Regions from separate parts of the Homo sapiens genome. Here region 2 is linked to region 1. A link is an interaction called in ENCODE POLR2A ChIA-PET data of the cell type or tissue named here. Cell type or tissue: Panc1. All regions are shown on one strand. Each heading gives the region's core, and the rest is flanking DNA. Links, peaks and the distances in the headings are about the cores only. Region 1 overlaps IRS1 (insulin receptor substrate 1). Region 2 has its middle 530 kb from the start of NYAP2.

The links. Peaks named below come from ENCODE experiments on the same cell type or tissue, not always from the same donor. Only the 100,000 strongest peaks of a DNase experiment are listed, where the experiment ranks them.
Region 2: POLR2A ChIA-PET joins it to region 1 with 6 read pairs; 2 of 35 experiments call an interaction of 5 or more read pairs at or near these places.

The regions. Positions count from the first base shown.
Region 1 is chr2:226,784,857-226,790,246 of GRCh38, reverse strand. All of the region lies in intron 1 of IRS1 (insulin receptor substrate 1), which reads left to right. Among named protein-coding and RNA genes, the nearest start is that of IRS1, 12 kb to the left of the region's middle. In Panc1, for the core only: no CTCF peak of the experiment used is centred there; no DNase peak of the experiment used is centred there; H3K27ac peaks cover 1,298 bases.
Region 2 is chr2:225,928,042-225,933,431 of GRCh38, reverse strand. No RefSeq gene overlaps it. Among named protein-coding and RNA genes, the nearest start is that of NYAP2, 530 kb to the right of the region's middle. In Panc1, for the core only: no CTCF peak of the experiment used is centred there; no DNase peak of the experiment used is centred there; H3K27ac peaks cover 259 bases.

The DNA of each region.
Region 1 (5,390 bases), core at 340-5,339:
CAACACAGCCTGTGCCCTTCACTAGCAGAGTGACCTTGGGCAAGTCACTTAATTTCTCTGGACCTATTTCTTCATCAGTAACTTGAGGATTTTGTTCTAAATTATTCTAACCTCCTTTGCAGCTCTAAACATAGGAATGTTGTGGAGAAAATGACTGATACTCTTTAATGGGTCAGTTGCAATGAGGATTCTTTCCGAAGAAGCTGTTGACAGGGTCATGATAAAGCATGAGAATAGCCTGTTCTGTCCATTTCTAGCCTTTGGATCAGACATTCTTTATGGACAGACTGGGGCCTGGAAGGAAAACATTGTTTGATTCAGGCCTGACATTAACTTTTCTTGCTTCAAGGGGGCATTTTCGAGTTTTAACAAACCCTAAGACAAACCCTCCTGATCGACCAGCCTAAGTTTTTGGAACCATCTCTAGACTGAATTATGCTCCTCTTCCTTCCGCCTTTTTAAAAATAAAATGTGTGTGGGAATGCAAGGCACCTGCTAGTTCCTACATCCTAAGGTCAGCTCTCAGAAACATCCCACCCCTCCCCACACTATAGAGTAAGCTTTAACCAGTGCACACTGTGGAAATTAACACATGCATCCTGTTGGAAATCACCTCTTTTTCAGGGGTGGTGTGTTTGTGGATAATGTGTCTCATTTGTACCATCAGTGTTCTTCAGTGAGACAGCCATTTAAGTGAATGGTAAGGAAATTTGAGAAGCCAACTGGGGACTATAGGAGGCCTTCCACAATTTTTTCTTTAGCTTTATTTTTCTCTCTTAGGTGTATGAAACAACTCAATATTTCTCTTGCTGGCAAAATTAGTGTTGTCCAGATTTTTTGTGCTTTAGGGTTTTTGATTAGTTAGTTGAGCCAACACTGCTTTTCCAACCCTGTGTTATCTTGACTGTTGAGTTGCCAATATATTCAGAAGCTCCGACCTTTTTTGTCCCTCCATGTGGATTTCACAAGTCATTAAAATAGTCTGTTGCCTCTTAAGAAACTCCACGGACTTATGCTTTTCCAATCCTCTCACTATAATCAGATATGTGTCTTAGCTGAATAGTATATAAATGGTTCCTTTTATTTTGATGGGTTGGTAATTTAGTATATTGGAACATTTCACAGTTTTAAGGTTTTGTTTTGTTTTAAAGAAAGCCATTTCCTCAATTATTTCCTCATGTTACAAAGTTACTGGAAATTGTATTCAAGGAAAATAGCTTCTTGTGAATCATGCTTGAAGCCAGTTTCACACTAAAGATCCTGTAACTTTTTTTCATACTAGTATTTTTTTGCATGTAAAATAATAGATCCTGCCTCTACCACATTTATAATTATGTAACTGATTTATTCCTTCGTTACCTTATTAGTCCATAGCTATGCAGCAGACTTTGAGAGCTGTCTTTAAAATGTTATTGAAACATGTTCAGAAAGTGTAATCATATTGAATTTTAACTTAAAATTACATTTTAACGTTAGTATGATATAATAATTGCATACTAATTTCAAACTAATATGACATAGTTACAAAAATTTATTGTAAAGCTTTTTAAGAAGATAGGTTAGTAAGTATCATCTATTTGCTTCTATTTTTGTCTTATACTTTGGAAATGGTAGTACCTCTCCCATTCTTAATTCACAAAAAGGGAGAAGATGGATTGGACAAGTATAAGGTACTGTCATGTATGATAAAAGGAACACTTTCCATTTTAATAGTATTCTTGCAGCAGGCTCTGCTATAATCTATTTGTTGAAATAAATTTGGTTGGATAAATGTTATTTGTGCTTATTCAGTGAGCCAGTGATCTTTGAATAATAGAGCTTTGAAAAAGATGTATTTATGTTGAAAAGGCTTTTTGACCCTTTTTCTGTATTTTCCATTGATAATGGCAGTAGAGTTGAATACATGGGTCAGACTATGATTCTAGTTGCAGTTTTCTTAAAGCAGAGTAGAGATTTTGTGGTTTTATTACTCTACCAGGAATGTTTTATTGAGTAAGCTGAGTTGGATTGCATTCATTGTATTCCTTTTTACCATCCCAAGTTTTATAAATATTGCATATTACATATGTATCCTTGCACTCCACTTTTATTGTTGACCAAAGAATACTTTAATGCATGTTCTCTGATCCTCCCTGACATATTTAGGTCATATTGCTGAACAATATCACTTAATCTTGAGAAGTTTTCTCACGTTTGTTGAAATGATCAAAGAGACGTTTTTTTTTTTGAATATATGTAATGTGGCAAACAAATTATGTTTTGCACAGAAAGTCATGATTTTTACTTTTAGGAAGGATATGATCTAAGTGAGCTAGCAAAATAATAAAAGACATTTATAAACATTTAGCAGTTAGTTAAAGGCCACTGGAATATTGAGTAATTGCTAAGTAGTCAACTATAATTTATCTAATCTTCTCCAATCATCATGTCCCTATTCACTTAAAAATTATTTGGAGGGCTCTATGGATATGAAAAATAATTATGTTTACCCTTGAGTTTTAGGGGTTGTGGGGACAATCAGAAGATCAGAAGATCTTTAATTGTCTTTAATACTATTCAAGCCCACCACCCATTTCTCAACCCTAACATAAATTATCTGCTTTTGTCAAATAGGCCCTAAGCCATTTTTTCTTGTTCTTCCCCTCCCCTTCTTTTACTCAGTAAGCTCTATTGAGCACCTATCATGTTCCAAATAGTACACCTTTTATTGAAAGGGGATGAAGGTAGATTCATGGAAATGGAGGGAAAAATGGTACTGAGAGGAGATCACCAAAGGAGTTACCAAATTTCTTATGACATAAGTTATCCGGGAAAACCAAATCAAGATTCCGATTGTGTAGTTCACAAAAGTTGGCATTTTTCATAAACCTAAAGGGCAAAAGTGCCCATCTAGCTTAAAGGTTTGTATTTTTCTGAATCTTTCTAACCATGGCTTCCTGTCTGACAATACCATCAGCATACTAAATAATCAGGAAGGAACTCTCATTTGGAAGAATGGCCCATTTTTGGATATTAAGCTTGCAAACATAATATTGACAAAAAGCAGGAAAAAAGATATCTTTGCTTTGGATCTTTAGTCCCAGTGAAAGCAACCAGAAGAAGAGGCATCCAGCTGTTAAATGAAGAGGGGTTGAATGTGGACTTGTTATGGGGTGGTCAGTGTTAGGAAACCTGGGGGGAAAGTGGGGGCTACAAAATAAATTTTAAAGTCTTTTCTTGCTATCTTAGCTTTGTTATTCAAGGACTTTTTTCTTTTTTTTCCTTTGGGTGGGTGGTTTTTATTTTTAATGAAGAAAAGGTCCAACACTTTGAACTGTGGTTCCTTGCTTGCTTCTGGCTGCAAGTATAATTGCTTTTGAGATTTTTCTCCCTCTGTTTTGATGATATGCAGTCACGTTTATTTTTAAGTTTGTGGTAGTCTCTTACAGAAACATGTTTTAAAAGTTTTTTTTTTTTTTTTTAGACTACCAAGTTTTATAATAGCTTGCTGGGTCTCTTCACACTATTTTTTTCTCTGTATTTTTGTATAGGTGATACATGTACATGCTGTAAGTTTCCAATTTTTTTTGGTTTTTTTTTGTTGTTGTTGTTTTTGTTTTTTTTTTTTTAAGGTAGAGAGTGAAAAATAAGGCTTCCTCCCACCTTTGTCCCCAGTTTCTCATAGGCCACCATCACTGCTGGGTTTTGTTTATCTTTCCAGAGATAGACTGCTTATAAATTTTGAAGCTTTGTAATAAAAAGTTGGTTAAATGCCCAACTGCTCCAAGTCTTCTATGGAAGAATATGCTCAGATCCCAAATTTCAGCACTTAAAGGGGCACAGCAGATAATACACCTTGTATCACAGACTTACTGTTCTCTTTTGTTGTTGTTGTTGTTACTTTTAAAGGGAAAAAAAAGGACACACTACTTTCCACGTCTCTTTTCAATCCTCAGGTTCACAAAGTTTCTAGTGATCAAATACCATTTGACCCAGCCGTCCCATTACTGGGTATATACCCAAAGGACTATAAATCATGCTGCTATAAAGACACACGCACACGTATGTTTACTGCGGCACTATTCACGATAGCAAAGACTTGGAACCAACCCAAATGTCCAACAACGATAGACTGGATTAAGAAAATGTGGTACATATACACCATGGAATACGATGCAGCCATAAAAAAGGACGAGTGCATGTCCTTTGTAGGGACATGGATGAGATTGGAAATCATCATTCTCAGCAAACTATCGCAAGGACAAAAAACCAAACACCGCATGTTCTCACTCATAGGTGGGAATTGAACAATGAGATCACATGGACGCAGGAAGGGGAACATCACACTCTGGGGACTGTTGTGGGGTAGGGGGAGGGGGGAGGGATAGCATTGGGAGATATACCTAATGCTAAATGACGAGTTAATGGGTGCAGCGCACCAGCATGGCACATGTATACATATGTAACTAACCTGCACATTGTGCACATGTACCCTAAAACTTAAAGTATATATATAAAAAAAAGAAAAGTTTCTAGTGATTAATCTAGCATAACAGTGAAAGGGGAAAAGCATAGGTTAAAAAATGATCTGGTTTTTCAAGTTGGAAATGTTCAAATTAAGAAATGTGTCTTATTTATTTATTTGTTTATTTTTGTTTGCTTTTTGAGACGGAGTCTCACTCTGTCACCCAGGCTGGAGTGCAGTGACACAATCTTGGCTCACTGCAACCTTCGCCTCCCAGGTTCAAGCCATTCTCCAGCCTCATCCTCCTGAGTAGTTGGGATTACAGGCGTGCGCCACCACACCTGGCTAATTTTTGTATTTTTAGTAGAGACAGGGTTTCACCATGTTGGCCAAACTGGTCTCAGACTCCTGACCTCAAGTGATCCACCCGCCTCAGCCTCCCAAAGTACTGGGATTACAGGTGTGAGCCACCACACCTGGCCAGAAAAGTGTCTTAAGTTTTTAAACACCACCAATTTAAATCTTTACTACTTTATTTTCTTTTCCTGTTCACTTTCATGGTACTTAGGCATTCATTCCCCCAAGACTGAGTGAATAACTAGTTCTTAATATGGTATAATGGGATTAAGTATTAAGGTTAAGGATCTTTTTGAAGACTTTCTGGATACCAATGTCTCATATTTTTCAGTGCTCAAAAGAATTAATGCTTTTTATTGGAATAGTCTTTCAACATTTCAAATTCTGGGAGCAATTTATTTTATACATAAGACTACATACAACTAATTAATGAAATTTATTTACACTAGTGATGTCCTGTCACTTATTTTCTCCAAAGTTATTAACACTGGACAGGAATGGAATAAGGAGAATCTACCCTGTCTCCTAAGGAAAGTGTGTATTGCTGAGATAATTTCTACCTTGAAGCAAAGAGGAGCTTCTCTAGTGG
Region 2 (5,390 bases), core at 173-5,172, 860 kb after region 1:
AATCACTGCAATGATCTCTGGGCTGAACAAAAAAGTTTCTATCTGCAGTTAGATGAATGTTATTACTCCACAAAATACATTTTAAAATGTTTGGTTTTAGTCCATGTTTTTTTCATGACTGATTTGGAAATGTGGAAAGCCCCATAAGCCTTGATGACTGAGGCTGTTATTCTTAACACAGAGTTAGAACGTTGTAAACATGAAATTTTATACAATAATGGGGTTGAAATTGGAACCAAGAGAGGGTAGGAGCTTACTAGTTGGCTTGAATTAATGCTTTGCCTTAAGTAGGATGCAGAAATACCAATTCCAAGAATTTTATAAAGTAGGAAGAAAGGAAAGTATATGTGAAAATAAACATCAACTGCCATAAACCAGAGCCTCAAAGCAAAAAGCATAACATCAAAGTAGAGTGTGATTGGATTGGCAAGTTTACAATCTGTCTCAGTATTAAATAACATTCCCAGCTTCTGACCCAGTCCAACTCAGTGGTGAACCTTATGGCTTGACCTTTCAAGATTCTCACTTGTTATGATTTATTCTTGTTCAGTTATAGACTTGTTGCATAGAAACATCTCACAAGACAGTGTAGTTCATTTCTCAATTTCCCAGCAGAGATGCATCAGGGCAAACTCAAGCATTGGGGAAATCTAGCATGTTCATTCATTTCTTTAAGGAATTATATTCTGTTTCCCAAAACAGAGTCTGGAGAATGATGCTGATTTCCAGTAAAATTCCCTTTCGAAATTATTTTTATTTTTATTTTTTTTATATTTTTTGAGACAAGAGCCTCACTCTGTCACCCAGGCTGGAGTGCAATGGTACGATCTCGGCTCACTGCAACCTCTTCCTCCCAGGTTCAAGCGATTCTCCTGCCTCAGCCTCCCAAATAGCTAGGACTACAGGCATGCACCACCACACCTGGCTAATTTTTTGCGTTTTTAGTAGAGACAGGTTTCACCATGTTGACCAGGCTGGCCTTGAACTCCTGGCCTCAAGTAATCCACCCACCTCGGCCTCCCAAAGTGCTGGGATTACAGGCGTGAGCCACCGTGCCTAGCCTCTATTTTATTATTATTATTATTTGATTGTTGGTTGAAATTAAGAAAAACTGGTTACTGTATACTTCTTAATACTCAAAGAATTAAGGGACAGTGTTTTTCAAATTGTCTTATTCTCATAGGCCATTATAAAGGTCTTAGTTTTCTATCGCAGCTGTAGTAAATGACCACAAATTTACTAGCTTAAAACACAAATTTATTATCTTACAATTCTGTTAGGTTAGAAATTTGATGTGGTTCTCACTCTGAAACCATGATGTCAGTAAGGCTGCATTTCTTTCTGGAGCCTCTAAGAGTAAATCCATATCCTTTCCTTTTTCAGCTTCCAAAGGACATTCACATCTCTTGGCTCATAGCTTTCTTCTTCCCTCTTCAAAGCTATCAATGGCAAGTTGAGTCTTTTTCACATCATATCATTCTGACACTGACCCTCATATGCCTCTCTTTTCCACATTTAAGGATCCATTAGCACCATCTGGAAAATCCAGGACAATCTCCCTGTTTTAAGGAAATAAGCATCCTTAAAATTAGCAACCTTATTTTAATTCCCCTTTCCATGTAACATAATATAGTCACAGGTTCTGAGGTTTAGGATGTAGATACCTTTTCTTTGGTGGAGAGTGTATTATTCTGCCTTTAACAGATGATTCTAAAAAATGTTTGTTTCTGTTCTATCCTTATAGTGCTACACACACACACACACACACACACACACACACACACAAACCCATAACTTTAAGGAAAAAAATTAAAGTAAAAATATTCCCCATGCTTAGGTTTAGTCAATTTTAGAATATCAGTATTTTCACCTAAGAAAAGTTGATGATGTGAAGAAGTAGATGACAAGATGACCCAAGACCAAGAAGAGAAGGCAGTTAGAATACAAAAGTGTTGATTACAAGGGTTTCCCATTTATGTCATCACTTCATAAATTCCCACTGAATAAATTGTAACAAGATATTAGGAGAATCAACCAAATATGTTTTCTTCTTTAGACAAGGCAACTCAAAATGACAAACAATTTTGGTAGTGAAACATTATTTCTCTTATGACTTTCATAACTTCCCTCTAGTTCTCATAAGTGTAAAGTCTCCTGAATAAAGAAAATCTCTACCAAAGCTCTCCTCTTAAAAATATTTCATTCTCAAGAAAAGAAAATTTGTTTCTCAAAATGTGCTATTTTAAACTCACTAAAAAAAGAATAGTAACATTAATATAAAAATTTTGAACTTTATTAAAGTCTCTAAGGACTGCTGGCATGGGGCAGGTTTCTTTTGGCAGTATTTGTCATTTCCTGCCCTCCAGAAATAAGACACCTAAACATAAACACCCTCAGGATTTCTCTTCATGTCCTACTGCCAACGATAATACCCTGTAAATGAGAGATACTGGCTGCTATAGAATATTTACATAGTAGAGAGTACTGCTTAAAAAATATCTGTTTATATGGGTCAGGAGATCCTTTTCTAAGAAAAATATAGCTTACAATGCAATATTTGAAGTATTAACTCTCTGCCATCATTCTTTTATATTCCAAATTGTTGTATGAAGATGAAGAGTCCAATATTTGACTAAATTTGGGCATGTTGTTCCCTTTTTATTTAGTTTGGCCTCAGCTTCTAATAAGCTTTTTTGAATTAAATATAATAGGTCAAAACGTAAATACTTGTGCATTAAGCACTACATGGGAATATCATGGCACAAAAAGTGCTGTCTAAATTTATATTCATTAGTATATTCTAGGTTGTGCTGAAATAACAATCAAAACAAGTTAGTGGCTTCACACCCCAGAGGTTTCTTTCTGAGTCATGCTAAGTTTTTGTGCATCCAAGTAACTCTCTCAGGCAGGTTTCCTCCAGGTAGAGATTTTGTTGACACACGAACCTTCAAATCCATAGTTCCACCATTAGAATATGAGTCTTCCTCCATGATTATCATAGAGGGAAAGAGTGCATGGAGACTCATATCAGCAATGAAATGCTTTAGCTGGGAAGTGACCCATGTCACTGCTGGTTGCTTCTGGACCAGAAACAGTTGCACATTGCTACCTGGATGGAAGGGTAACAAAGGCTAACCATTCCAGAAACCTGGAAAGGGAAGATAAATGCATATGTGTGAGTACTACGGGCTGTACCATAGCTGTCAAAGACAAATAAAACTAATTTATGTATGTTTTTGCAGTCTCTTTAAATTATATCATTTTTCACATAGAATAGAGTCACTATGTTTAAGGCAAATTTTCAGTCAGCCCATTGAATATAATATTTTTCCTTAAAAAGTCATAAACCATTCTGATGTGCTTTGCAGGAGTGTATTTCAATGTCATTTATAACCAATAAAGAGCGTTTTTGATTCAGTGAAGTAAAAGTTATCTATTCAGTTTCTATTTAATCTGTCAAAATAACAACCGGCAGTGACAAATATATATATAGTCTATATATAATAATTTTATGTGTGTATATATATGTATAATTTCTTCAGATTCATGATCCTGGTAGCTAGTATGGGCAAAAAAGCATAATGTTTTGTTGAAAACCATCTTTCACAAAGACAGTAAAGAATTTGAGCTTTCCAGATAGGATTTATGTTTATATCAAAACCTGCACATCTGTCATGAAAATAATTTATATAATTTTTTTTTCTAAAACCTCTCCTATGTTTAGACTTAAAATTATTTGTATAAAACAAAATAAATTGTCTTGGTTAGAAGACCTCAAACATCATTATTAAATTAAATTATAATACAGGTAATTTTTTTCTAATATTAAATTTACATGCCTTATATAAGAAGGTTAATTAAAATTATGTATTTTGTGGGAGGCCGAGGCAGGCAGATCACGAGGTCAGGAGATCGAGACCATCCTGGCTAACACGTTGAAACCCCATTTCTACTAAAAAAAAAAAAAAAAATACAAAAAAATTAGCCGGGCGTGGTGGTGGGCACCTGTAGTCCCAGCTACCTGGGAGACTGAGGCAGGAGAATGATGTGAACCCGGGAGGCAGAGCTTGCAGTGAGCTGAGATAGCACCACTGCACTACAGCCTGGGCGACAGAGTGAGACTCTGTCTCAAAAAAAAAAAAAAAATTATGTATTTTGATTTGCTCCCAGGGTTGGTTCTAATCCACTATATAATGACCATTGCCCTAAACTGTCACTTATGAAGTGCATATCACACATAGTTTTGCTCAGGACCAAAAGTCACTTATGCCCTGAATTTTGAGTTTTAAAAATGCCGGGTCATTTATTCTTTCTTCTGAGATGCATTTGCTCCAGACTTTTTCAAAATAATTTTTATTCACATATCATGTCCTTGGATCTATCTCCTGGGCGTGTATTCTGTTTGTAGAATATTGGGCTTAGTTCTTCATTTTCATCTGCTGTAAGCCTGTGGATGATATAAACCTGGGTATCTGGGAGCAGTTTCCTAGGAAACAGGAAGGGCAGCCCCTATCTTTGCAGCCTCTGTGTTCTGTGTTCTGTCCTCGTCACTTACCTGAGCCCTTAGCATTATTTCCTTTTATCCCCTCCTGTGTCTTCCTTCTTTAGGCTCAGCTCCAGACTCATGTTTATAGAGTAACAAGGTGAAACCCATGCTCTCTAGCTGGCCCCATTACTCTTCCAATGTTCACCTCCCTGATTATCACTCCTCCCGAGTTATGTGTTTCCTAATACCAGATAGAGTTTGGGGCTTGAGAAAATGCTATCAGATTTTCATCTCTAGATTTATACTTTTCTATCTGATTAAAACAGCCATAGCAACTTGGTATACCTAAGTATTAGGACACAATCACAGAAGACTTGTTTCTGGTACCATGCATGTTTTGTAAACATTTTCAATTATCATCACCATAAAAAAATGAAGACTTATGGTAACAAAATACTTATTTGTCTTCTTAAGTGCTTGTTCATAATTTAGTTTAATGATGCTACACTTTCTTGTGCTCTCTCTAGGCCTCAAGGGCCATTTGTATTGATTTACCCATTTGGTTTGTTTCAGTAACAGCCACATAAAACACAGAGTGGAGAAAGCAAATTTTCTCATGTGGAAATTCACATTTATCGGTGTAATAGAACTTTTGATTCTGGGTGACATCTAGGAAAGTATTCTAATTCTGTAAATATAAATTTGGATGAACATAATAAAGAAAGGTAAACTTAACTTTCATGATTACTCATTTTACATTTTTAGAATTATACACACAAACACACATCAATTGATAATAAAGCTTGTTGAGTTATTTTGCCCTGGAAATCTAGGTTTCTTCAAAGTGTTATATTATGTCTGGTTAATATGTAAGACAGTGGAGTAAAAAATGAATTAAGACAAA